Regions from separate parts of the Mus musculus genome. Here region 2 is linked to region 1. Evidence: chromatin loops called from intact Hi-C (ENCODE). Cell type or tissue: gastrocnemius. All regions are shown on one strand. Each heading gives the region's core, and the rest is flanking DNA. Links, peaks and the distances in the headings are about the cores only. Region 1 has its middle 25 kb from the start of 8030474K03Rik. Region 2 overlaps Nhsl2 (NHS-like 2).

Region 1 (12,319 bases), core at 1,885-9,884:
AGGCTCCACATCTATGCTTTCTCCTCCAGACCCTCCCTGGATCCCAGCATTACTCATAAAGCTGTACAATGAGGTGGCCCCAGAAGACAACAACTGAACAACAGAAGAGGGACCCAGGCCCTCTCCTGAACTTCAACCTCATGTTGAAAACTCCATTGCCAGGGATTTACTTCTGCAAGATGATGTGAATACTACCAATAACTTCAGCCTCCTACCCGCTATTGATATGGACAAGTGTCCAAAACCTGATCAGTGTATCAGAAATTTCAGAACAGTGGGTCTGAAAAAAATCCTGGAAAGATCTTTTTTTTTTTTTTTTTTTTGCTACGATTGCTACAACCTCTCTCAATTCCATAAGGTAATCCACTGAACTCTCTTTACTTTCCTGTCTCCTCTTGCTTTAGCTTTACACAGATACTGGGGCCCTATGGCTAAAATCCCTTCCCAGGGGAGAAGTAAGTAAAGTCTACTCCTCCTTCAAAGGCCCCAACAGCAAACTAAGGCTCGATTCCCCCATGTTCACTCTGGGGGAACTGTGGTGGTTTGAGTGACAATGGCTCCAAAATGCTCATATGTTTGAGTCCTTGGTCCTCAGTTGGTGGAACTATTTGGGAAAGATTGGGAGGAAGTATGTCCCTGGGGGCAGACTTTGAGGTTTCAAAAGACTCAAATCATTTTTAGTTTGTCATTTTCTCTCTCTGCCTGCTACATGTGCATCAAAATGTAAACTCTCAGCTCTTCTAGCCCTCATGCCTTTGTTCCAACAATCATGGACTGCACCTCTCTGAAATAGTAAGCCCCAAATGGATCCTTTCTTCTTTATGTTGCCTTGGTCTTAGCATATTATGAAAGCAATAGAAGAATAACAATAACAGGAGGCAATGGGTTATTAGGCTTCCTTTCAGAGCATATGTGAGAGGTTACTTAAGGTGGTGTGGGTACTCTTCACCTAAAGGCTAACCCAGAAAGAATGAGGGCTTTCCCATAGCCACAAAAATGAAGCCCTGGCCTTTGTATACACTGTCCCCTCCTCCAGGCCATGTTTGGAGTTATCAATTTGTAGGGAACAGTTGGATACTGGGTTGGGGGACAAACTGTCAAGAAGCACAGCTGGGGTGATCTTGTGCAAGGGGACATAGCTGAATGTCTCCAAATGACACTTGCTCATCTCAGAGGACAATCACATATGACAGGCCCAATATTAGACCAATGATCTAGCCTGAACTTGAAACTCTGCTAAACACAGTGGCCACTGGAAATACTATCTTTTTCCATATGGCCCCCTTATCCAGTTACAAGATTATTTACAGGTTCCTCTAAACAAATTCCATGGGTTCCCTTGGGAAAAAAATAGGTATATTTTACTCTACAGATGTCCCTATGTGTCTTCCTACCATATCAAGTCTGTTTTGCACTTATGGGTAACCACAATGGAATATGAATCTCCTATATCAAAATAAATCCTAAGACCAGATGATAGATATAATCCATCTATACTTTAGTCAGGCAATTAGGTTCCCTGGTTACCCCAGTTCCATAAAAACAAAGCCTAAATGCCTTCACTCAATCCTAAAAGAGCACTCTTATCCTATTCCTGTTTTGGATATTTGTACTCACCTAACTATGAATAAGAAATATTACCTGAAGAAGTGTTAGAGCCAGGTGGTGGTGGCACACACCTTTAATCCCAGCACTAAGGAGGCAGAAGCAGAGACAGAAGCAGAGGCAGAGACAAGCAAATCTCTTAGTTCAAGGACAGCATGGTCTATAGAGTAAGTTCTAGGATAGCCAGGGCTACACAGAGAAAGCCTGTCTTGAAAAACAAAAGAACAAACAAACAAAAAGTGTTAGAAAATTGGCAGCCTGGTAATCTAAATTTGATTCCTTCTAGTGTTAAATCACGGGAGTATGCCATGCCTTAACATGCTACATTGGGAGCCAGGGTTTGCTGGACCTATGCACCATCCCCACAAAACCTTTCTACTATTCTACTCAAATCTGCCCTGGTGTTTGACACTTCCTCTTTTTCCTAGGTTGCTAGAGAAGGGAACGTACTAGCCCTCTAAAATGGGGGCACAGCTGGCTATGGGAACAAAAGTGAGACTCATGTTATGATCTATACTTCCAAACCTTATATTCTAGCTGTCACTTCTAATTCTCACCCCACTTACCAAACTTCTCATTATACTGTGACTCTGTCCCTTAGATGACTCACACCTTGCCTAACTCAACACAATGTCACAAAGTTGAAAATTTCTTCTATATTAATTCTTAGGCAGCAAGTCCCTGCCTAGATTCTTGTTAATCTGGCTCACCCATGTCATGGGGGATCTACTTTATAATAATAATGTAATTATGCCCTTGGATATATATGTACAAAAAGTCATTGGAATGATGATTGTCACTATTATATCTGCCATAGCCATTGTTGCAATGCTGCCACACAGCAGTGGGCCTATTCAAACTGCAATAACTATAAATTCCTATCTTTAAAATACTGTTAGTGAGTTACAAAAACAAACCCATACTGATTGTCTTAATTAGGATTTCTATTGCTGTGAGGAGATACCATGACTAAGGCAACTCTTATAAAGGAAAGAATTTAATTAAGACTGGCTTACAATTCAGATATTTAGTCCATTATCATCATGGCAGGATCATGGCAGCATACAGGCTGCAATGTGCTGGAGAGGTAGCTTAGAGTTCTACATCTGGATCAGCAGGTAGCAGGAAGAATGAGTGACAGTGGGCCTGGCTGGTGCTTCTAAAACCTTAAAGCCTCCCTCCACCAGTGACATACTTCCTCCAACAAGGCCACACCTACTCCAACAAAGCCACACCTCCCAATAGTACCACTGCTTGTGAGCCTGTGGGGGCCATTTTCAATCAAACCACCATACTGAACAATAAATCTTTAAAAGAGGGCTGAGTATGGTGGCCCACAGCTTCAATTATAGCATTTGGGAGGCAGAGACAGGTGGCTGTGAGGTTGGGGCCAGCCTGGTCTACATATTGAGTTCCAAGACAGCCAAAGTAAATAGTAACACCCTGTCTAAACAAACAAACAAACAAACAAACAAACAACAAAACCTTTAAAGATTAGATGCCCTTAAATCTGCTGTCTTGTGGCTAGAAAATATCAAGTAGTTCTTTGGCTCCACAAGCAGCTTCAATGTCACACAGGTTTTCACTGTGTGTGTGTCACACCCTTCCTTCCATGTTAACTATACTGAGAGATAGAATAACATCTATAAAACACCTTGAAATAATATTCAATATCCGTTAGAATAAGACGGTAGGAGGAAAAGGACCCAAGAACAGGCAAAACAGTCAGAGACAGCCCCACTCCCACTGTTAGGTGTTACACAAGGACACCAAGCTATACAACATACAGGCAGATGATCTAGCTCAGATTCATGCAGCTTCCCTGATTGTTACTTCAGTGTCTATGAGTCCCTATGAACTTAGTTGGTTCTGTGGGCTGTGTTCTCCAGATATCCTCAGCCTCTCTGATTCCTATAATCCTTCCTCCCCGCTGCCTGTCCCTCTTCTGTGCAGTTCCTGGAGCCCAACCTAAAGTTTGACTGTGATAAAGCCTCTCTGATGACGGTTGGGTTCGTCATTAATCTATGCGTATAGCAGAATATAATTAGGAATCATTTTATTGACTATTTCTTTTCCAGTCATGTTTGTTTCTATCCTAGGTCTCTGGGCCATTCAGGCAGTGTCAGGCATGGTCTCCCTCTCCTGGTGTTGGTCTTGCCTGGTTTTGGGACCTGGCTCAAGGCACAAAAACCTCCCAACTGTCTGTGATGGTAACTTCAGAACATGGGGCTCAGGTAGAGGTCCTGTGACCTCAAGTGGCAGACCTGGGGATAAGTATCACCTCCAGAAAAACTTGTACCACACAGGAAGTCAAAAGCTGCATGCGGCTGCCATCGTTGCATGAGTGGATGCATCGTCTTAGCAATCAATGAGAGCAGGAGAAAGGCAGTTGGCTGGTCAGGATGAGAGGATGTGGTGGCTCTGGTCCCTGACCCTCCATTAAGCTGCTAGTGAGCAGTCCCTCCAGGTTGGCTCAGTGGAGCCACTTACAGACTCCCACCACCATCTTCAGCTCCAGAGGTGAACAGGTGAACTTGTTTCCCTCCAACCCATGTCCCCATAGTGCGTTCCTCCAGCTCTGTTGTGCTCCTCTGCCCACCAGGGTGATTTTGGATCAGGGATAATCAGAGGATATGGAAACTATGCAGCAGCCTAAGAATAATGTGCAAATGTTGGGTCCTCCCCTAGTGTGATGCTAAGAGAGGATGAGCCAGAAAGGATGGAGCCCAGGGAAGAGATAAGATCAATCCAAATGATACCTTAATGTCTGCTGAAATGATCCATAAGATAAGACACCCCTTTTAGTCCTAAGTAAGGGCTCAGAAGTTCCTGTTGAATTCAAGGAACAGCAGGCAAAAATGGGTCCTATGACTGTCCCAGAGAAGGAGAGCAGTCAGGGAAGGGACAGAGACAGTGTGGAAGGGTGGAAATGTTGGGTGGGCCAGGCCTCACCTCACAGAATCCAAACCCAGTGCACAGGGCTAAACTTGAGTGCAAGGCACCTGCTCAGAAGCAGAAGTGCTTAGCCCAGGTTAAAGGAACAGTTCCCCATCCATTTCTGTACCCCAGCTTCCACAAAAGCAGAAAGAACAAAACACAGGGAAACTACTTTTACGTGCAATATCTGTTACCGGGACACATGGGGCAAAAACAGGGGCATAAAGGTGGCTCTGGCTGTAGAATAAGGAAAAGGAATAAGCAGGGACAGCTTTGGGATCCTGGGTCGGAGTAGTCTGTCCTCTCCTTAAGGGATTCTGGGTCCAAGCATTCAGGCAGAATAGTCAGGCCAGGCCCAGGTTTCCGTGGAAAGGACTGTGGATAGCAGAACATTCGCTTCAAAGATTCTGGAACCTTTTGTTGAGGGCCCGAATGACCGCTGAAACACAGGAGGCACAAATGGGTATTCCAGACACACACACACACACACACACACACACACACACACACACACACACAGAGGATTCAACCACCCTTCCCACTTCTAACCACAGAGAATCCCTAACCAGCAATTTGCCTCTCAGCCCATTTCCAAAAAGCCCTGGAATTGATGCCTCCACCCATTACTGAACTCCATGTGGAAATGTCCTCTACAGGACAACAGTGTGGGCAGGCACTTGGCAGAGCATGTGGGAGAGCAGACATACACAGTTCTTGGTGCATGCCCTAACTGTCAATGTACAGAGGACTCATGGTCTGACTTGCTTGGCATTGCCTTCCCACAGGTAGGCTAGTCTTCCCTAGGTCCCAGTACCCGAATACCTCCCTCTGCCCCTGCCCTCACCCATCCCTGCCCAAGGTCAGCTGTACCTAGTTGTTTTCTCAGCCTGCATGCTTCTTTCTCAAGCAAAGTACACTAACCCAGAAGACAAAGGAGGGGGAAAAAGATTAGCATTCAATGTCTTGGCCTCCTCTCTGCTCCATTTACATTCTTCCCCGTCCTTATAGATCCCACCCCCACAGTCCTGTGGCAAGACTAACTCAGAATCCTGAGCAAAAAGGAGGTACCCTCTCTCTTTGGAGTGTGGGGAGTGAGTGGGCACAGGAGCAAAGCTAGTTTGGGCACTCGGCTTATTATCTATCTAGGGCTGTCATTTCTAGGAGCTAAGGAAGCTTTACCTGCTGACATCCCAGTATCCCTGGTGCTTGATGCTGCTTCTCCCCAACAGGGAGTGGGGGAACCACAGATCGATCTTGGTCACCTGAAAGAGAACACAGTATGCAGCACCCAGGCCTGGGATCCAGGTGGGAAGGGTCTGGGGAGGTCTAAAATGAGGCAATATCACCCTCTGCTGGAAGCAACTTGTATTTCTTGGTTCCTCAGCTCCACCTAGCTCTGGCTTTCCTGTTGGCCAGAGAAGGAGGCTCTGTGGGCCCTAGCAATTTGGCCCTGGGTTGGCATTAGTAGGGCCATACCCACAGCCAGGACCTGAGAGGAGCCCAGCACCAGAAAAGGATTTGGGTGCTGTAAGTCAGCTTCTAAGAGTTAAGAGTTGTCCCACTGTTTAAAGCACAATCCCACTTTTTGAGAACATGGCCTGCCTATGCCCAGTCTCCTGTGGGCTGTGCCTAGAGAGGGAAGGCCAGAAACAAGGCTCCAAATCCCCAGCGACAGAACCTGAAGTGTCTCTCCTCTCCCCCACTGCTCTCAAACCCCAAAGACTCACCATGGGGTGCAGATGCTCTGGGGCTGGGGCTGGGGCTGGGGCTGGGGCTGGTGCCGGTGCCTCCCTGGCTCGGGGCCACAAGCTGGGAATCTGCTGGAACTTGAGGGGCTCTGGTGTTGGAGTCTCCACTGCTCATTTCTCCACGATGCATGCACACGGAAGGCTGCTCTGCCCTGTGTGGTGGAACCTCACACACAAAATACTTATCACTGAGTATATGTTGTTGAGGGGCTGAGGGAAAGGGGGTAACAAAATGGAGGCTTGGGAGGCTCATCCCTTCTGCACCTCCTGTCCTCAGTCACCCTCAGCTCAGGAGGCAGAGCTCAGCCAGGAAGGAGCCCACAGACACTGAAAAGCCTCAGGTCCTGGCCTGGCTTCCTTGGGGAGGAGCCAGGGAGGAGCCAGGAGGCCCTCAGGACTGGCTACATGCTCAAGTTGTTCAGCCCACACTGTAGGGGCTCTCTGGACAGCAACCACCCAAACTGACAGCCAGACACATTTCCCTCCCCAGACCTGGTTAGAGAGAGGAAATGCACAGGGAAGGGAACAGGAAGCAACCCCTAACTGAGGCTCCCTTGATATCCACCCTTACTTACCACCAGGACTCCACACTAGACATCCTAATCAGGATGAGTGTCCACTGACAACTTCCCAAGCCAAGGCATGGGCATGGGCAGGGGCAGGGGCAGGGGCAGGGGCAGGGGCAGGGGCAGGGGCAGGGGCAGGGGCAGGGGCAGCAGTGAAAATGTATATGCTGGGGAGGGAAAGGCCAGGGTGAGAGGAGGAAGAAGGTTAGTCTACTTACTTGGGCATGGTCAATTTCCTTAACCTTGGAGGACTCTGATGTTTGGGTCATCACTGTCGAATTCTTCATGGTGTCTTTACACTCAAGGCCCCTGTCTTCTCTGGCCACTGGCAGGGTTTCCCTTGTATTCTTTGCTACTGCTCTCTTTCTGGATGTACCATGTGTAAATTCGGTGGCCTCTAGGGGTGTTGTGTCATGCTTCTTAGAACTCTCAAGTGTAGGGACGCTGTTTATTGGAGGAAAGGTGGGTACTTCCACAGGAGCTGCCTTGGGTCTCTGCCCCCACAGTGGGACAGGTCTTCGCCCAGTGGCTCTTGGGATATCCTGTAGGGGTTTCTTCTCCTGGGCTGATTTCTTTTTAGGACTGGCCTTCCTCAGCACACCCACAGCAGCTCCTGGGTAAGGAGGCCTACTCTGTTCCTTGCCTCTGAACACAGATGCTTTTCTGTTAGAACAAGAGGCCCCTAGCTTTCCTATGCCCAACATATGGCCCTTGGGAGCAGACATACGCAGAGAGCCAGTCATATGATGAAAATTGCCCCTGAGTTGGACATTTCTTTTTCTGGTTTTGTCTTCAGGAGCCATAGCATTGCCAGTTATGATATGTCCTCCATTCTTGAAGCAAATGGTCACCCTCATCACATGCATCTCATTATATTCATCTGATGATGAGTCGGGGTCAGACGCTGGGTCTTGGATATCCTCAGGGATTGTTTTCTTACTCTTGATGACTTTCTTTTTCTTTTTTGTCCTGCAGGCCCTGCCTCCTTTGGGCCCACAGTGTTGGACTGGGGCCATAGAAGCCTGCTTTACATCTCCCAACCTCTTGCCCAGCCTGTTTCTTCTGCTGCAGTCTGCCACTGTATCTGCCCAAGTAGTAGACTGTTGGGTGGCACAGCTTTTTGGGGATGAGTGGCTTCTAACATCCTGGCTCATTTGGTCGGTTGGCTGTTGCACCTTATCCTCAACCTTGTTACTGTCAGGAGGCAAGCAGTCCATAAGATCCCCTTCGTCTCTGGCTGACGAGACGGGCTGCTCTCCGTGATCCTGGAGGTCCACCATTCCCGATTCTAGTGCCTGTAGCTTGGACCCTGAGTCAAACTCAGAGTTGTCCTCAGTCTTGACCTCATTCTCACTTATGTGAGATCCCATATCAGGGTCCAGGTTGAGATCCTGCAGTGAGCAGGGGCCATCCAAACAGGTGTTAGTAGCTTCCCCATCCTCAGGGTCTAAACTTACTTCTTCAACTGCCCCCTCCTTATTGCAGCTCATATTTTCAGTGCTAGTCTACATGGTCTGGCCTGTAGGTTCAAGGGATACCCTAGTCTCACCTAGACTAGCTGGGCCTTCAGAGATACCGTCACTATAGACACCACCCACACTAGCTCTAAACACAAACAAGGAGAACCTTCTAGTGCCTTGGTGTCCTCATGTGGCCTTCTCATTGGCCTATCCTCAACCAATCAGATCGATCCTTGTTGGGCCATCTTACAGACCCTAGCCAATAAGAATAAGGATTCTTGGTTGTTTGGAATTCTTATCCTGGCTAGTCTAAGCCTATGGATGGGTGTGGGGGCATTGGGGGTGTGAGGAAATGGGATTGGGTGGGAGGTGTGGTTATGTGGGTGGAACCTTGAGGTTGTGGTTCAGTCTGCCTCCTCTGGCCAGACACCTACCATGGAAGGAGACCTGCACCCTCTGAGACTCTTCCCCATGTAAAAGTGCAAAGTGGAGAAAATAACCACACATAGGCCACGGACTTGTGAAGATTCAGTGTCATGACACCTGTGGAGCATTCAACATAGAAAGGGTTTGGGAACCTTTGTTCCATAGACAGACCTCCTGCTCAACAGGACATTGGGCAGAGAAGCCCATGGCCACTGATCAGTGCTCCGAAGAAGGGGCAGAAACATAGAAGATTGTGAGCCACAGGCTACAGAGATGGCAACTATGATTGTAAGCAGCCATGTACCCATAACACTGTGTTGGGAGGTTGCAATTTTCCCACTTCTACCAGACCCCATCCCACCCTCACCCCGAGTTAAGACAGTGAGGAGGGAATCTCCTTGGTATAGAACCAAAACATTTAGTGTCACTGATTGTGAAGCTTCAAACTGAAGTCAGTGTTCACATACCAGGTTTGCAAACACAAAACAGCTTTAACGGGTAGGTGAGGCTCAAGCTTGTAGTCTGCCCTCTTCTGAGGTGGGAGGCGAAGCTAGAAGAGGGCAGTGCCTTGGGTGGGTAAGTTAGCAGGATCAGAGGAACACAAATCACATCACATTCACTAGATGCCTTACAATTTTCTAAGCACTCAGATAAAACTTACATCCATGTCAAGACATCTCTTAGGTTTCGGTAACTACTTATTGCTGCTTGCTTGCTCTCTCTCTCTCTCTCTCCCTCCCTCCCTTTCTCTCTCTCTCTCTCTCTCTCTCTCTCTCTCTCTTTCTTTCTTTCTTCCTTCCTTTCTTTCTTTCTATAAATAAATTCAATAAAACATTTCAAATGCTTTAAATATAAATAAATTCAATAAAACATTTCAAATGTTTTCCCCTTTCCATGTCTCCCCCCTCAGAAGCCCCCTCCTCCCCGTGTCTCTATGAAAGTGCTCCCCCACACACTCACTCCCATCTTCCTGCTCTGGTATTCCCCTACACTGGGACATCGTACCCCCTCAGGCTCAAGAGCCTCTCCTTCCATGATGCCGGACTAGGCCATCCTTTGCCACATATGTGGCTGGAGCCATGGGTCCCTCCATGTGTATTCTTTGTTTGGTGGTCCAGTTCCCGGGAGCTCTGGGAGTGGAGGGGCGGTCTGGCCTGTTGACACTGTTCCTTCCCTCCATGGGACTTCAACCCCCTTCAGCTCCTTTAGTCACTTCTCCAACTCCTCCATTGGGGACCTCTGAGCTCAGTCCAATGGTTGGCTTTGAGCTTCTGCCTCTGTATTTGTCAGGCTCTACCAGAGCCTCTCAGGAGACAGCCATATCAGCCTTCCATCAGCAAGCATTTCCCAGCATCCACAATAATGTCCCGGTTTGGTGGCTGTATATGGGGTGGATCCCCAGGTGGGGCAGTCTCTGAAACGGCCTTTCCTTCAGTTTCTGCTCCACACTTTGTCTCCATATTTCCTCCTGTGAGTATTTTGTTCACCTTTCTAAGAAGCACTGAAGCATCTTGGTCTTCCTTCTTCTTAGGCTTTCCTTCTTTTTAGGTCTGTGAATTGAATCTTGGGTATTCCGAACTCTTGGGCTAATATCCACTTATCAGTGAGTACATACTGTGTTTGTTCCTTTGTGACTGAGTTACCTCACTCAAGATATTTTCAAGTTCCATCCATTTGCCTGTGAATTTCATGAAGTCATTGTTTTAATAGCTGAGTAGTACTCCATTGTGTAAATGTGCCACATTTTCTATATCCATTCCTCTGTTGAGGGGCATCTGGGTTCTTTCCAGCTTCTGGCTATTATAAATATGGAGGCTATGAACATAGTGAAGCATGTGTCCTTAGTACATGTTGGAGTATCTTCTGGGTATATGCCCAGGAGTGGTATTGCTGGATCTTCTAGTCGAACTATGTCCAATTTTCTGAGGAAACTCCAAACTGATTTCCACATTGGTTGTACCAGCTTGCAATCCCACCAGCAATGGAGGAGTGTTCCTCTTTCTCCACATCCTTGCCAGCACCTGCTGTCACCTGAGTTTTTGATTTTAGCCATTCTGACTGGTGTGAGATGGAATTTCAGGGTCGTTTTGATTTGCATTTCCCTGATACTAAGGATATTGCACATTTCTTTAGGTGCTTCTCAGCTCTTTGAGTTTCCTCATTTGAGAATTTACTGTTTAGCTGTGTTCCCCATTTTAAAAATAGGGTTATGGCCGCCACCGCTCTCCAACGCCAGCGCCGCCTCTCGCTTGCCGAGCTCCAGCCGAAGGAGAAGGGGGGTAAGTAAGGAGGTGTCCATACCATGGCTCGTACAAAGCAGACTGCCCACAAATCCACCGGTGGTAAAGCACCCAGGAAAAAACTGGCTACAAAAGCCGCTCGCAAGAGTGCGCCCTCTACTGGAGGGGTGAAGAAACCTCATCGTTACAGGCCTGGTACTGTGGCACTCCGTGAAATCAGACGCTATCAGAAGTCCACTGAACTTCTGATCCGCAAGCTTCCCTTTCAGCGTCTGGTGCGAGAAATTGCTCAGGACTTCAAAACAGATCTGCGCTTCCAGAGTGCAGCTATTGGTGCTTTGCAGGAGGCAAGTGAGGCCTATCTGGTTGGTCTTTTTGAAGATACCAATCTGTGTGCTATCCATGCCAAACGTGTAACAATTATGCCAAAAGATATCCAGCTAGCATGCCGCATACGCAGAGAACGTGCTTAAGAGTCCACTATGAGGGGAAACATTTCATTCTCAAAAAAATTTTTTTTTCCTCTTCTTCCTGTTATCAGTAGTTCTGAATGTTAGATATTTTTTCCATGGGGTCAAAGGTACCTAAGTATATGATTGCGAGTGGAAACATAGGGGACAGAATCAGGTATTGGCGTTTCTCCACGTTCATTTGTGTGTGAATTTTTAATATAAATGCAAGATGGAAAGCATTAATGCAAGCAAAATGTTTCAGTGAACACATTTCAACAGTTCAACTTTATAACAATTATAAATAAACCTGTTAAAATTTTCTGGACAATGCCAGCATTTGGATTTTTTAAAAATAAGTAAATTTCTTATTGACAGCAAAAAAAAAATAAAAATAAAAATAAAAATAGGGTTATTTGGTTCTCTGAAGTCTAACTTCTTGAGTTCTTTGTATATATTGAATATAAGTCTTCTATTGGATGTAGGATTGGTAAAGATCCTTTTCTAATCTGTTGGTTGCTGTTTTGTCCTATTGACAGTGTCCTTTGCCTTACAGAAGCTTTGCAGTTTTATGAGGTCCCATTTGTCAATTCTTGATTTTAGAGCATAAACCGTTGGTGTTCTGTTCAGGAAAATTTCCCCTGTGCCCATGTGTTTGAGACTTTCTCCTACATTCTCCTCTATTAGATTCAGTGTATCTGGATTTATATGGAGGACCTTGATCTGCATGGACTTGAGCTTTGTATAGGGAGATAAGAATGGATCAATTTCCATTCTTCTACATGTTGACAGCCAGTTGAACCAGCACCATTTGTTGAAAATGCTGTTTTTTTCCCGACTGGATGGTTTTAGCTCCTTTGTCAAAGATCAAGTGACCATAGGTGTGTG
Region 2 (12,319 bases), core at 1,595-9,594, 110 kb after region 1:
ACTGCCAGCAACTCCTGTTCTGGGAGATCCAATACTGTCTTCTGATTTCTGTGAGCATGCTATGCTCAAATACAGACACACCAGAAAAGGATCACACATACACATACAATTAAACTAATAAAAATATCTGAAAGTAGTAGAAAGAACACCTCCCACAGTTACTCAGTTCCCATTTCTGGAAGGTTACTGGTTCAGGGTGACCCATTTCAGTACCCCACTAAAGGTAGCTCAGCATGGTGGCTCACATCTGCATTCCTAGCACTTGGGGACCCAAGTCAGGAAGATTGCTGAGAATTCAAGGGTAGCCTGGGCGTTCCAGAACAACCTGGGATATATTGAGAACTTATCTCAGAGAGAGAGAGAGAGAGAGAGAGAGAGAGAGAGAGAGAGAGAGAGATCTGTATCATAGACAAGTTTACGTCTCACTTTGAAGGTTTACTGTGTTTCTTTTCTATTGCTGTTACAAAACACCATGACCAAGGCAAATACAGAAGGAAGGGATTATTTGGGCTTGTGATTCCAGAGGGTTAGGTGTCCACAATGATTGAAACAGCATGGCATCGTGGACCGACAATGGTGATTGAAGCTGGAAGCTAAGAACTGAGAACTCACATCTCCAACTATAAGCAAGAAACAGAGAATGTGAACTGGGAATATGGAGACATTTGAAACCACACAGCACACCTTTAGTGATGTAATTCCTCCAACAAGATCACACCTCACCATACAGTGCCACCAACTCGGGGGCGGGGGGGTCAAATATCTAGATGCCAGAGCCTATGGGAAACATCGTTATTCAAACCACCACAGTAGGTAGGTACCAACAGAGTCCTAATCAATGACATTTCCTGGTTTTATGAATCATGATTTCATCTAATCCCAGTACCCAAATAATGCTGTCTAATGATGCTGGAGCAAGTTCATTTTCTCTGCTGATTAACTCATTAAAGGGCAATAAAGAAGTGTTACTGGAAATGTTGGGAAGTCTTGGTGGGACTAACATATGATTCCAGGGAAGTCAGAGTCTCCTTTTGAAATTGTGTTAATAAAAAAATTTGAAAATGAATTCAAATGGAAGCTCAAGAACAGTTTATCAGAGTTTTAAAAGAAAAGCCCCAGGTCAGAGAAACTGTAAATCTTGCATTTGCCTGGAGGAGGAGAATGGAAAAGAAAAGGGGGAAAAGTCATGGCCTTTGAGATAAGCTGACATAGAGGTCAGCCATGTGACAGGGAGAGAAGAGTAAAGAAGCTCAAAGCGTTAGGGAGCTTAAAAGGAAAATCCCAGTGTAGGCAAGCTTCAAATCTCACAACTGCCCTTGGGGGGAGTGTGGAGAAGTGAATTGGGGGGGGGGAGCAGTCATTTGAGAATGCACTGGCATGGGGATCAACCTGTGACAATGGGCAGCCACATGTTAGGGAGAGGAGCTTTAAAGAAAGAGTAAGGAAGCCCAAAGTACCAGGGAGTTTAAAGACATACTTGGTCTCTGGCCAACGTCCAAAAGAAAAGACAGTAGAGAAAAAAAATAGTTACACCTTCCTGAGGCAGGGTGAGAATCCTAGAAAGGAAAGGTACACCACCTTATGGTGAACCAACCCATCATTCTAAAAGTGGTGCCTTAGGTGTGTTCTTGACCTGACTGACTGAATTAGCTCTTAAGGGAGGAATCAAGAACACATCTCCACCTAGAGGTAGATTCCATTCTTCACTGTAACCAGGGTGTGGATCCCAGAAGTAAAAAGAAGAAGAATGTGAAGGGGAGGGGCAGAGTAAAAGGTACAAAAGTTAACTCAGAATGGCTTGATCAAAGATGCACATGTAAGAACTAGAGCTTTTAAAGTTTTAGAAGGTAGCCTAAATCTTCATAACCTTGAGTTGGCATAGACTTCTTAGATATGACACCAAAGGCGCAAGTGACAAAGAAAAAATTAGATACATTGAACTTTGTCAAAAGGAAAAAAAATGTGCTTCAAAGGCCACAATGAGAAAAGTGAGATGCTCTCCTAACAAAGAAAAGCCCACGGCCGGATGGCTTCTTTCACTTCTGAATTCTTCCAGACTTTTAAAAGAATTAACACCAAGTTTACTTAAATGACTCAAAAAAAAATGAAGGGGAAGAAAGAATCCTTCCAGACTCATTCATTATTCTGAATAAAAACAAAGCATCTTAAGACACATCGAAAACAAAACTACAGACCACTGTCCCAATGAACAAAGTGGAAAGCTTCTTCCCAAAATGCTAACTCACCCCAGAAGAGAAACAGTTAAGGGGTAAGAAAAACGCCTCTAGATGGCACAGGATCAAAACCTAGCTGAGCTGTAGAGTGAGTTGAAGGCAAGTCTGATCCACTCAATGAGGTCCTGTGACTAAAATAAAAATAAAATTGGTGTATATACACAGTGGAATATTATCCAGCCGTGAAAAAGAAAGTCATTTATTTGCAGGACAAAGGCTGAAACGCCCGATCTTCACTTTAGTGAAATAAGGCAAACCCAGAAAGATGAGAGTGACATATTTTTCTCTCATATATGGAATCTAGATAAAGACAAAATGAAAATAGAGTACGACTATTAAGATATAATCTAGGGAGTGGAGAAAAGAGATAAAATAGGATACTGAGGGGCAAATGTGATTAACAGTCTATGGGTATGCAGAAATGTCATGATCAAAACCATCTTTTGCAATTAGTTTACTTTAATTTTTAAATCTTGCTTTTAAAATTAGGTATAAGCCAAGAGCAGTAGTGCATATTTACTTATTTATTTATTTATTTATTTATAATCCTAGCACTTAGCAAGAAAAGGGAGGCAGAGTTTGGGGCCACACTGGAGTACAGAGCAAATACCACACCAGCCTGGCACTTACTCATCAACATGATGAGATCTTGTTTCAGAAGAATGTATATGTTTAGTTTAAGTGTTGGTGGCCCGTGCCCATCATCCCAGCAGTTGACAGGCTACAGCAGAAGAATCATAAATGGAAGGTTAACCTGAGCTACAATCTTCTGTAACTCCAGTTCCAGGGTCTCTGATGCCCTCTTCTGGCCCCCACAGGTACCAGGCACACACAGGGTACACAGACATATATATATGCGAGCAAAACACCTATAAAAGAAATGACCAGCTTAAAATAGAAAAATTCCAAATAGTCTGTACTCAAAGTAGATCCACAAATGAGCAACAAACACGAAAAAACCCAAAACATTCAACATCATTTTCCTTGAGAGAAACTTGAGTCTTTTTGTTTGTTTGTTTGTCTGTTTGTTTTTGTTTTTCGAGACAGGGTTTCTCTGTGTAGCCCTGGCTGTCCTGGCTGGCCTCGAACTCAGAAATCCACCTGCCTCTGCCTCCCAAGTGCTGGGATTAAAGGCGTGCGCCACCACCGCCCGCTGAGAAACTTGAGTCTTAACCACATGAGGTACCACCTCACACCTAATAAGATGACTATGGTCTCTCTCTCTCTCTCTCTCTCTCTCTCTCTCTCTCTCTCTCACACACACACACACACACACACACACACACACACACACACTTTCACACACACAAGATTATATTACAGGCAGGTTTATTAAGAAGCTGCTCTTTGGTAGGTGACTTCACTGGCCCCAAGGACCAAGGCTAGGGAAGTCACTATGGGAAAAGAGGGGGTAGGGGAGGGAGAGAGAAGGAGAGAAAGGGCACAGGTGAAGAGAGAAGAGGAGAAAAAGACAACTGTGATTTTTTGTGTGTTGTTTTTGGTTTTGTGGTACTGGGGTTTAAACCTGGGGCCGTGTGCACATTAAGCAGGAGCTCTATGGTTGAACCACATCCCCAGCCCAGCCCAGCCCAGCCCAGCCCAGGATGGAGGTAATCTAGTAGATAGATAATAAAAAGTGTTGATAGAGATATGGAGCAATTAGCACTCTCAGACATTGTTGACAGGAATGTGAAATAATGCAGTCTCTGTAAGAAACAGCCCAGTTTTTTCCCCGAAAAAAAATTAATCATATGACCCAGGTTACCATATAATCTAGATACTCTCCATGTAGATATACCAGAGAAATAAATGTATGTGTTCACATAAGAACTTTTACATAAATATTCATAGTGCTCATGCATAACAGCTAGAAAGTGAAAATCGCACAAATTTCCTTTGGTATGTGAGTGGAGAAGCAAATCCACATGATGGAACTCAGTTATAAGGAATGAAGTAAGTCAGACATGGTGACACATAGCTAAATCTCAGCACAAAGGAGGCTGAAGAGAGCAATGAATTTGAGACCAGCCTGGGCTATATAGTGAGCTCAAGGTCAGCCTCAAAACCAGAATGAGACCTTGTCTTAAACTCAACAAAGAGCCCCCTCCCCAATGAATTAAAGATATGTGCTGTAACATGAACGAACTTTAGAAACATTGTGCTAAGTGGAAGAAGCCAGAGGGAGAGCCTCCAGGTTTGAGGGAGAGCCTCCAGGTTTTTAGTGATTCCATTTATGAGACGTGCTCAGGTGAGGCAAATCCATAGAGACAGAATAGACTAGTGGTTTCTAGTGACTAAAGGAGAAAGGAAATAGAGCACTAACAAATAAATTTGGGGTTTCCTTGCATATTAAAGTTAAATTGTGAGAGGACCACACAGTTCTGAACATACTGAAGTCCACTGAATTATATACTTTAATTGGTTGACTAGATGGTATGTGTTTTCAATCGCTACAACACATATATGTGATAATCAACTTACAAAGCAAAAAAGATTTATTTATTTATTTATTTATTTATTTATTCATTCATTCATTCAATCATTCATTTATTTATTTCCCTGCATGGTTTTGGTGTTGTGTCTTTGATCAATTGGCCTCACTATTGAGGGCCTGTGGCAGTCAAACATGGCAGGGGTGCAGGGCAAAGCCAAGGAGCTCATGAATGGTCAGAAGTCAAGGAAACAAAGGAAGAGAAAAGGGTCTCACAACTCCTTCAAGAACACTTCCTGCATGGCCTTAAGACCTCCCCACTATGCCTCACTCTTAGCGTTTAGACCATTTTCTCAATGGCAAGAAGCTGGTACCAAACCTTTTTCTTCCGCCTTTTTCAAGCCAAGTTTCTTCAAGGCTATACATTTTAGTTCTTCATTTTTCTAGATAAACCTCTTCAACTGTTGTTCTTTCCTTTACCATTTGGAGCAATCTGTTGACTTCTGCCCAGCTGGCTGAGGAGGTAATGCCATTGCATCATTTGTCATCATTCTTCATCCCTAGTAGTGTTTGTAGTATCCTAACACCTTTATGTCCCTGTCATTGGTTATCAATTGCCTTTCAACCCCTGCTTGATGAGATAAGATGCTGGTCCCCTTCTCTGTACCTTTCTCTCTCCATCCAACTCTCACTAGGGAGCATTTAGTAACACATTTGGTTCTTATTTTATTTTATTCTAGTGTTTACGAGATAAAGTTTCCAGTAGTCCAGGTTGGCCTCAAACCTACTATATAGCCAAGGATGTCCTTGAACTCCTGATTCTCCTGCTTCCACCTCCTGAGTGCCAGGATTTCAGGGGTGAGCTACCCCTCCTGCCTAGTTCTAATTTTCAAAAGCACTTGGTCTTAAAAGTAGACATGAAGGATGGAGCTAGTTTTTCCTGAGCATCCACTAGTGTCAGGAGCTGTGCATACATCTTATTTAATCCTTGTGGCAATCCTGAAAAGGGAATCACATCATTGTGATCTGAGACGTGAGAAAACTGTGAGCAAACCACAAATCTGGTAGGGACCCAAGCTGGATTTGAACCAAAGTTGAACTACAAAGTCCCAATCCTTTTCCCAGAGGCCCATGATTCCTCCAGCTTCGCTTTCATTTACAACATTTTGAGTTCCTTTTCTATGACCAAAGTTTGGACTGAAAGTCATTATCTTTTTTTTTTTTTTTTTGAACCCCATAACGATTTTGGCTCGTTCACCAGAGGGCACAGGAAAGGGCAACTTAAGAGGAAACTGAAGGCAATTGCACTGGCATGGGATGGAAGGAGTGGGCCATTTGCTGAGATGGATAGTTTAGCTGCATGCCTTGGCAGGCCTCCCTCTCTACCTGTGGCCTAGGGCTTGGCCTTTGGAGGCTAGCACAGAAATCTCAGGTGGTGTCTGAGGTGACACTGGGGGCCATGTGATAGCATCACTATGTCTCTCCCAGTCATACTGCCTGGATGTGAAGCAAGTTTTGAATTTTGAAGGTTATATAGCTGACTCAGACCATTGCTCGGGCATTGCGGTCATAGACACATGTGGGAAATTCCCAAACTAACTTTCCCACAGAGCTGTTTTGGAGTGGGGGACAGAAAGAGGCCAGGGGTGGAGAATGTATTTTAGTTATTTATTTGATTAGTATCTGTTAAATTGGCAGACCACTTCAACCAGAGGCTCGGAGTGGGATTCCCCCAGGGGTCACTTCCGGGCATATAAGAGTCTAGAGGTTAGAAGGCCTGGGCTCAGTTTTCCATACGGAGTGGAAAAGGCCATGATAGAATAAAACTATCTAGCTTCTTTTTATTCATCTTCATGCTACTGTCATAGAAAAGCATGTGGATATCCACACCCATCTGCTTCCCTCAACCCTGGACAACCAGGGTTCTTCCTCTGTTGAGACTCTAGGCATCCCCCCTGCCACCCACCTTACCTGCATCCCAGTCTTTCCACGTCCTTGCTTCAGCCCTTCTTCTTGGTCCCTGGCTTACCACCTGCACCGTACCTCCAAAGTCCTCCCACCCTGCTGCCTGACCCCAGTTCATCTCGTTACCACTGCGAGATGGATCTGCATACAGAACAGCTGTCTGAGGACTTTCCCAAGGTTACTCTGCATCTTACATCATAAAATCCAAATGCCTCCGTTCAAAGAACTCAGCCAGTCCTGGCCCAGTTGTTGGCATCCTCTGGTGGATAGAGAGCTCCCTGAAGACAGACGAGCTATGTCGGTACAGGTTAGGACTAGGGCTGCAGAGATTTCTTAGGACGTAACAGGGTCAGGACTTGTTAGCACGAAAGGGTGAGTGTGACAAGGACATCGTGGACTAGATTATGCCTCAGTGGTAGAGTGCTTTATCTACCACACGGAAGGCCATGGGTTCCATCCCAGTGTTACGAATAAGATCATAAAAAATACCTTGCATGGCTTTGTGTGTAAAAGAGCTGTCATTTGACTTATTTTGATAAATAGCTATGCAGGGGACTCTTTCACTGGCTGAATGAGTAGCCTTGGATAAATCTTCTGATTTTCTGAGCTTCTAATCTTCCACAAGAGTCTCAAATTTACACTCAGGACAGAGTGGCCCACAGAGGTGTTTGTTGATGAACACACGAAATCCATTTGAAATGCCTGTGTCCAGCACATGCATGCTCTAGTTGTGTAGTGTGCCAGCCTGTTTCCCCCCTCCCCTGACGCACCCCATCATTTTCATTTGCTGTTCAGTGCCTGAAAGCATTTACATTTGTGCTGCTGGGATTAGACTGTGTTTACTCCCCCTTTTAACTCTGGCACGCTGGAATTTTGTTTAACCTGCTTTGAAAGGAAACGTGCTAGTGCTTTGCTTAAGCGGTTTGCAATGCCATCTAGTAGCCAGCAGCCAGGCACGACTGACCGTGCTTCCTGAAACAGCCCAGGAAAGAACAGTAGTATTTCTGACTTGTGTGGTCAGCTGCACAGGGAGATGATATTCCATTGAAAGTGATTGTTTTTAGATACCCAAGCACAAGTGGTGCCCGTCTACAGTGCAGAAAGGACCAAGCACAGTGTGCCATTGGCAGCCAGCTGGGCATACAGAGGGCATTGGTTGGAAGCACAAAGTATGGATTTAGCCCAAGTTGCCTGGCAGGGTACTCTCTAGGACAGGGTATTGAATGGGAGTGTGTGCTGGATATGGCCCAATCTATGGAGGGACTCCACAGAGCCACACACAGAGGGCACAGGGAGATGAGGGAAGCATTTCCCCCACTGGTTCCTTGGCATTAACCAGTCCCAAGGGCTGCATGAGCTGCAAATCAGCCTGGCCATAGGCCAGCAGGGCACAGCTCCCTTAGAGATGTTAGACAGACACAGCAGCAACTGGAAGGCAGCAGCTCGGCTCCAGCAGCAACGGAGCCCAACTCTTTTGGGGCAGCATCTGGGTAAGAAGGGCTGAGAACTGAGTAGATGCTGGTGAGTGTGTGGGCCCGTCAGGAGCCATAGTCAGGCACTGGGTGGAAAGCAGAACTGCTGATAGCTACAGCCGCAGTGCACACACTGTGTTAGAGCTGCCCTAAACTTGGCATGAATGCTGGAGAAGGACTGTCCTTTTGGGGAATCACAGTGGCCAGTACCCTGCATGTGGGTAGTCATGGGCTTCAAAATGGTGGCTAGGAAAGGGATGGGAGAGAGGGGTGGCAAAAGGGAAAGGCCCACATGTCTGACTAAGCTGTCTCATGGGTCTGAAGCAACTCCAGGGTGCTTCCCAGGGAAGGAGACTGATGCTTGGCCTCCCTAACCCGGTTCTTTCCTACTCTGCTTGCTTATGAATTCAAGGAGACAAGTTTCCCATAGTCCTCTTTGGCAACATTAACTAGAATGGAAAAGGTAAACTTTGCAAAGCAACTTCACGGCACACATTGCGAAGTCCCGGGGAAATGTTTTGACATGCTTCTCGGGCACGGTTTCTTTTGTGTGACTACAGCCCACTCATGTCAACCAGGCACTGAGTGATACACTTGGGATTGAGGCCCACAAAAAGGAATGGGCACTCAGATGGTGGGGGCTGTCAGGCTTCACAGGTGCTAAAGGATGATAGGTGCTGGCTGGGCGAGGCTCAGTCGTGGCCAAGACCAAAGATTGGGAAGATGAAGGAGGGTGGATATGTGGAGATGGAACACGACTGGAGGATGACTGGGGTTGTGCGATGTGTATATGTGTGTATGTTTGAGACATGTTTGGGGAACCTCTCTGTAGCTGTGGCATGTGGATTTCTTCTGAACAGCTTGAAACCAGAACGCTCTGGCACTGACGGCATGGCTAGGGACAAGGCCAGAGAGCCCAGTGTCAGATAGGTAGGAGCAGCAGGAACTGGCAACCAGACCTGTGTCTGGCAGTGGCAGACCCCCTGAGGTTTCCTTGCCTCCTCCAGCTAACTTGCAGTTTGCTCAACGGAAGCCACAGAAACCCACACACCAAACTGTGCCATTCTTGGTGCATTCAGGGCCTCCTGGGGCTCTGAGTGCGGACAGTTCATGAAGCTAGATCTTAGTTGCAGACATACATATACCTGGTCCTCTGTAGCTAAGCCTATATTATCACTGCCTGGCCAGGTGGCTTGCTGGGATGTAGTTGCTTGCTGAGATAGGAGCTATGTGAGGGATTCTGGGATCTCTACTGTTTCTTTTCAGTACTAAGAGTTCAGAGCACACTAAGGGTTCAGAGAAATCCCGGGCTCTGCAGTCTGCCCATCTTTCCCATCACTTCCTACTAGGGATACCTGAGAAGGTTTGATACAGAAGCTAGCCAGCACTTGGCCCTTCATCCTTTTGGCTGCTAGGCAACTGGCCAGACCTCCATGGTGAAGGTATCCATTCTATGAGGGTCCTATGTGAGTGATTTAAGGACAAGCATCCTTTAAGCAGCAAGCCTTTGGTCCAGCAAGTGGGCCCTGGCCTGGGGATGCTACCAGATGCATACAGGACCACACTCTCCAGCCCAGCCCTGGCAAGTAGCATTTGAATAGGAGCCGGCCAAGTCTGAGACAGCTTGTGGTATGAGCAGCCACAACACCAGTCTCCTCACATTACTTTTGAAAACACTGTGCAGGGGAAAGAAGGCCAAACCCGAAGCATCTGTGAGCCATATTCAACCTCCGTGCTGCCAGTTGGTGACTGATGGGAAAAGCAGCACTCGGTCGCACATCCCTGAGAATTCTTTTTGCTTAGTGAACTGTTTTCTTCTTTAAACATTTTTTATTTATGTGAATGTAGGGGAGAGTATGCCCTGTGTGTATGGGTGCCCAAAGAGGCCCAAAAAGGGCATCAGATCCTCTGGAGCTGGAGTTACAGGACATTATGAGTCATCCCTCACCCCAGTGTGGACTTAGGTCCTCTGGAAGTCAGCAAGGACTCGTAAGCACTAAGCTATCACTCCTGTCCCCAGTTGTTTTCTTGGTCTTCTAAACCCTGCTCCTTGAGACAAATCAGCACTTTAAAAAAAAAACCTTTTTAAAAAAATATTTTATTTATTTATTATTATAAGTAAGTACACTGTAGCTGTCTTCAGATGCAGCAAAATAGGGTATCAGATCTCACTACAGGTGGTTGTAAGCCACCATGTGGTTGCTGGAATTTGAACTCAGGACCTTTGGAAGAGCAGTCAGTGCTCTTACCCACTGAACCATCTCACCAGCCCCAAATAAGCACTTTTTAATTCAATCCTTAGTGTTGCTACTGAAATGCAGTTGAATATTTATTCATTGATTTATTCATTCATTCAATTAACTTTATAAAGAGACCATGTCTCACATATACCTGTAGTCCTAGCACTGGGGAGGCTGAGGCAAGAGGGTTGCAAGTTTGAAGCCAGCCTGGGTTATGTAGTGAGATTGTTTTGAAAGCAAAGGAAAGCAAAGGAAAGGGTGAATAAAAGCAGTGTGTTGTATAAGTTGGTCTTGAACTTCTGGACCCAACGATCATCCCACTTCGGCCTCATGTGTGGATGGGATTACTGCCACACACCATCAGGCCTGGCTTTCAACAAACCTTCATTAACTTCATTGGCAAGGGCAGTGCTGGGTTGCATAGATGAAGAAATAAAAAAACAATACTTGCCTTTAAGAAATAGCTAGTCTATTGGGGAGAGAAGCAGAGAAGAGCTCCCTGAGAGGGGCAGCCCTGAGGCTGGAAATAGAGGAAGGAGACATCGCCAGGACCAACAGGATGAAAGTGAAGAGAACCCAGCTGAGGAACACACAGGGCTTTCCTGGCCTGAGAAACCTTGGGCAGATGCCGAGCATTCTGGAAGGCAATGGCATGCTCAGGCGTTGGCGGGCAGCCCTGTGATGGGTGTGTAAAGGAATGGAGAGCTGGGAGCGGCAGGAAGTGAGGCGAATCTTTTGGGGCCTGGTGGGCCATGATGTGCATCCTGGCCATTTTCCCTCTGAAGGCAGCAGGGAGCCAGCTGAAAGGCTACAGGGCAGGCAGGGACGGGTCTGTCTGACCTTGGCTTTGGATGGTCCACACTAGGGGCCTGAATGTGTCAGGTGGATAGAAGGGACAGTGGAAAGGTGCTCACCGGGGAACCAGATCCTCAGTGCTTAGACTTGCTCAATCTAGACCTGTAGACTGGGGATGGGGGTAGGGGGTGCTGAGGTGTGAAGATATGCTGGTGAGCCTTCTGTCTTTTTTGTGACAAATGCTTGTAATAAACAACTTATAAGAAGGAAAGGGTTATTTGGGCAGATGATGTAAGAGGTTTCAGCCCATAGTTGGCTGGTTCCCTTGCTTTGAATCTGTGGAAGTAGAACATACAGATGAGGGGGAGAAGCTACTTACCTTAAAGCAGTCAAGAAGCTAAGGGCCCCACCTACTAAAACACATCAGTGCTATCACCTAAGAGGGATGTGGGAAGCTGCTACTACAGCCACCTGAACTCAGCTCACCATCTCATGGGGGCTGGCTCCTGTGAGCATCTAACTACCTTCAGTCCCCATTGGGCATCACAAAGGTGACACATTTTAGAAGCAAACCTGGCCTTGTCTCCCACCGTTGCTCCAATTCTCCCTATCATGGTTAATGTTAAACGGAGCTTTCCGACTCCTCAAAACCAAATGGCCTCAATTCTTTTCCCCCATCCTCCACGTTTAAGTCACGTTGTTTCCACCTTCAAAATAGATCTGGAACCAAATGACATGCCACCACTTCTGTGGCCTGTGGCCTGTGGCCTGTGTGTCACCTCTCACCTTGCAGCCTGTGGGATCTACAAGCATCCTGTGGAATCTTCTGGTAGATTCCTCCCTGGCGCCTCTCTACTCGTCTCAACAGCACAGCTAGTGTGATCCTGACATGGGCCCTTGCCTTGGCACAAATCCTCTCTGATAACTCTCTCTTTCAGGTTACTGTCACCCCTGCGTGTGTGACCATATGCTGACATTCTGCTCCTGGTTAGTCATTGCTCCAGCCACAGTGGCCTCCAGGGCCTTTGCATGTGCTCTTCCCTTTACCTGGCCTTTCCTCCGGATTCTGGCGCAGCCCCCTCCCTCCCTCCATTGAGAACTTGGCATACTGCTTCCTAACTAAGCTTCTTTGGTCCTCCTGTTAAGAGAGCAGTGTCCCAGTCCTCCCGGCTCCGGAGCTCA

The links. A loop is a pair of places that touch in the nucleus more often than their neighbours do. Peaks named below come from ENCODE experiments on the same cell type or tissue, not always from the same donor. Only the 100,000 strongest peaks of a DNase experiment are listed, where the experiment ranks them.
Region 2: a loop joins it to region 1, with 2.3 times the contacts of the local background. A loop is called at or near these places in 12 of 42 quality-filtered maps.

What each region holds. Positions count from the first base shown.
Region 1 is chrX:101,813,471-101,825,789 of GRCm38, forward strand. It overlaps Gm3858 and the pseudogene H3f3a-ps1. Among named protein-coding and RNA genes, the nearest start is that of 8030474K03Rik, 25 kb to the left of the region's middle. In gastrocnemius, for the core only: a CTCF peak has its summit at 5,896 (motif pointing left); a DNase peak (open chromatin) is centred at 5,889.
Region 2 is chrX:101,921,446-101,933,764 of GRCm38, forward strand. The region is part of intron 1 of Nhsl2 (NHS-like 2); the gene reads left to right. Among named protein-coding and RNA genes, the nearest start is that of Gm25828, 15 kb to the left of the region's middle. In gastrocnemius, for the core only: no CTCF peak of the experiment used is centred there; DNase peaks (open chromatin) are centred at 6,045, 7,954 and 9,053.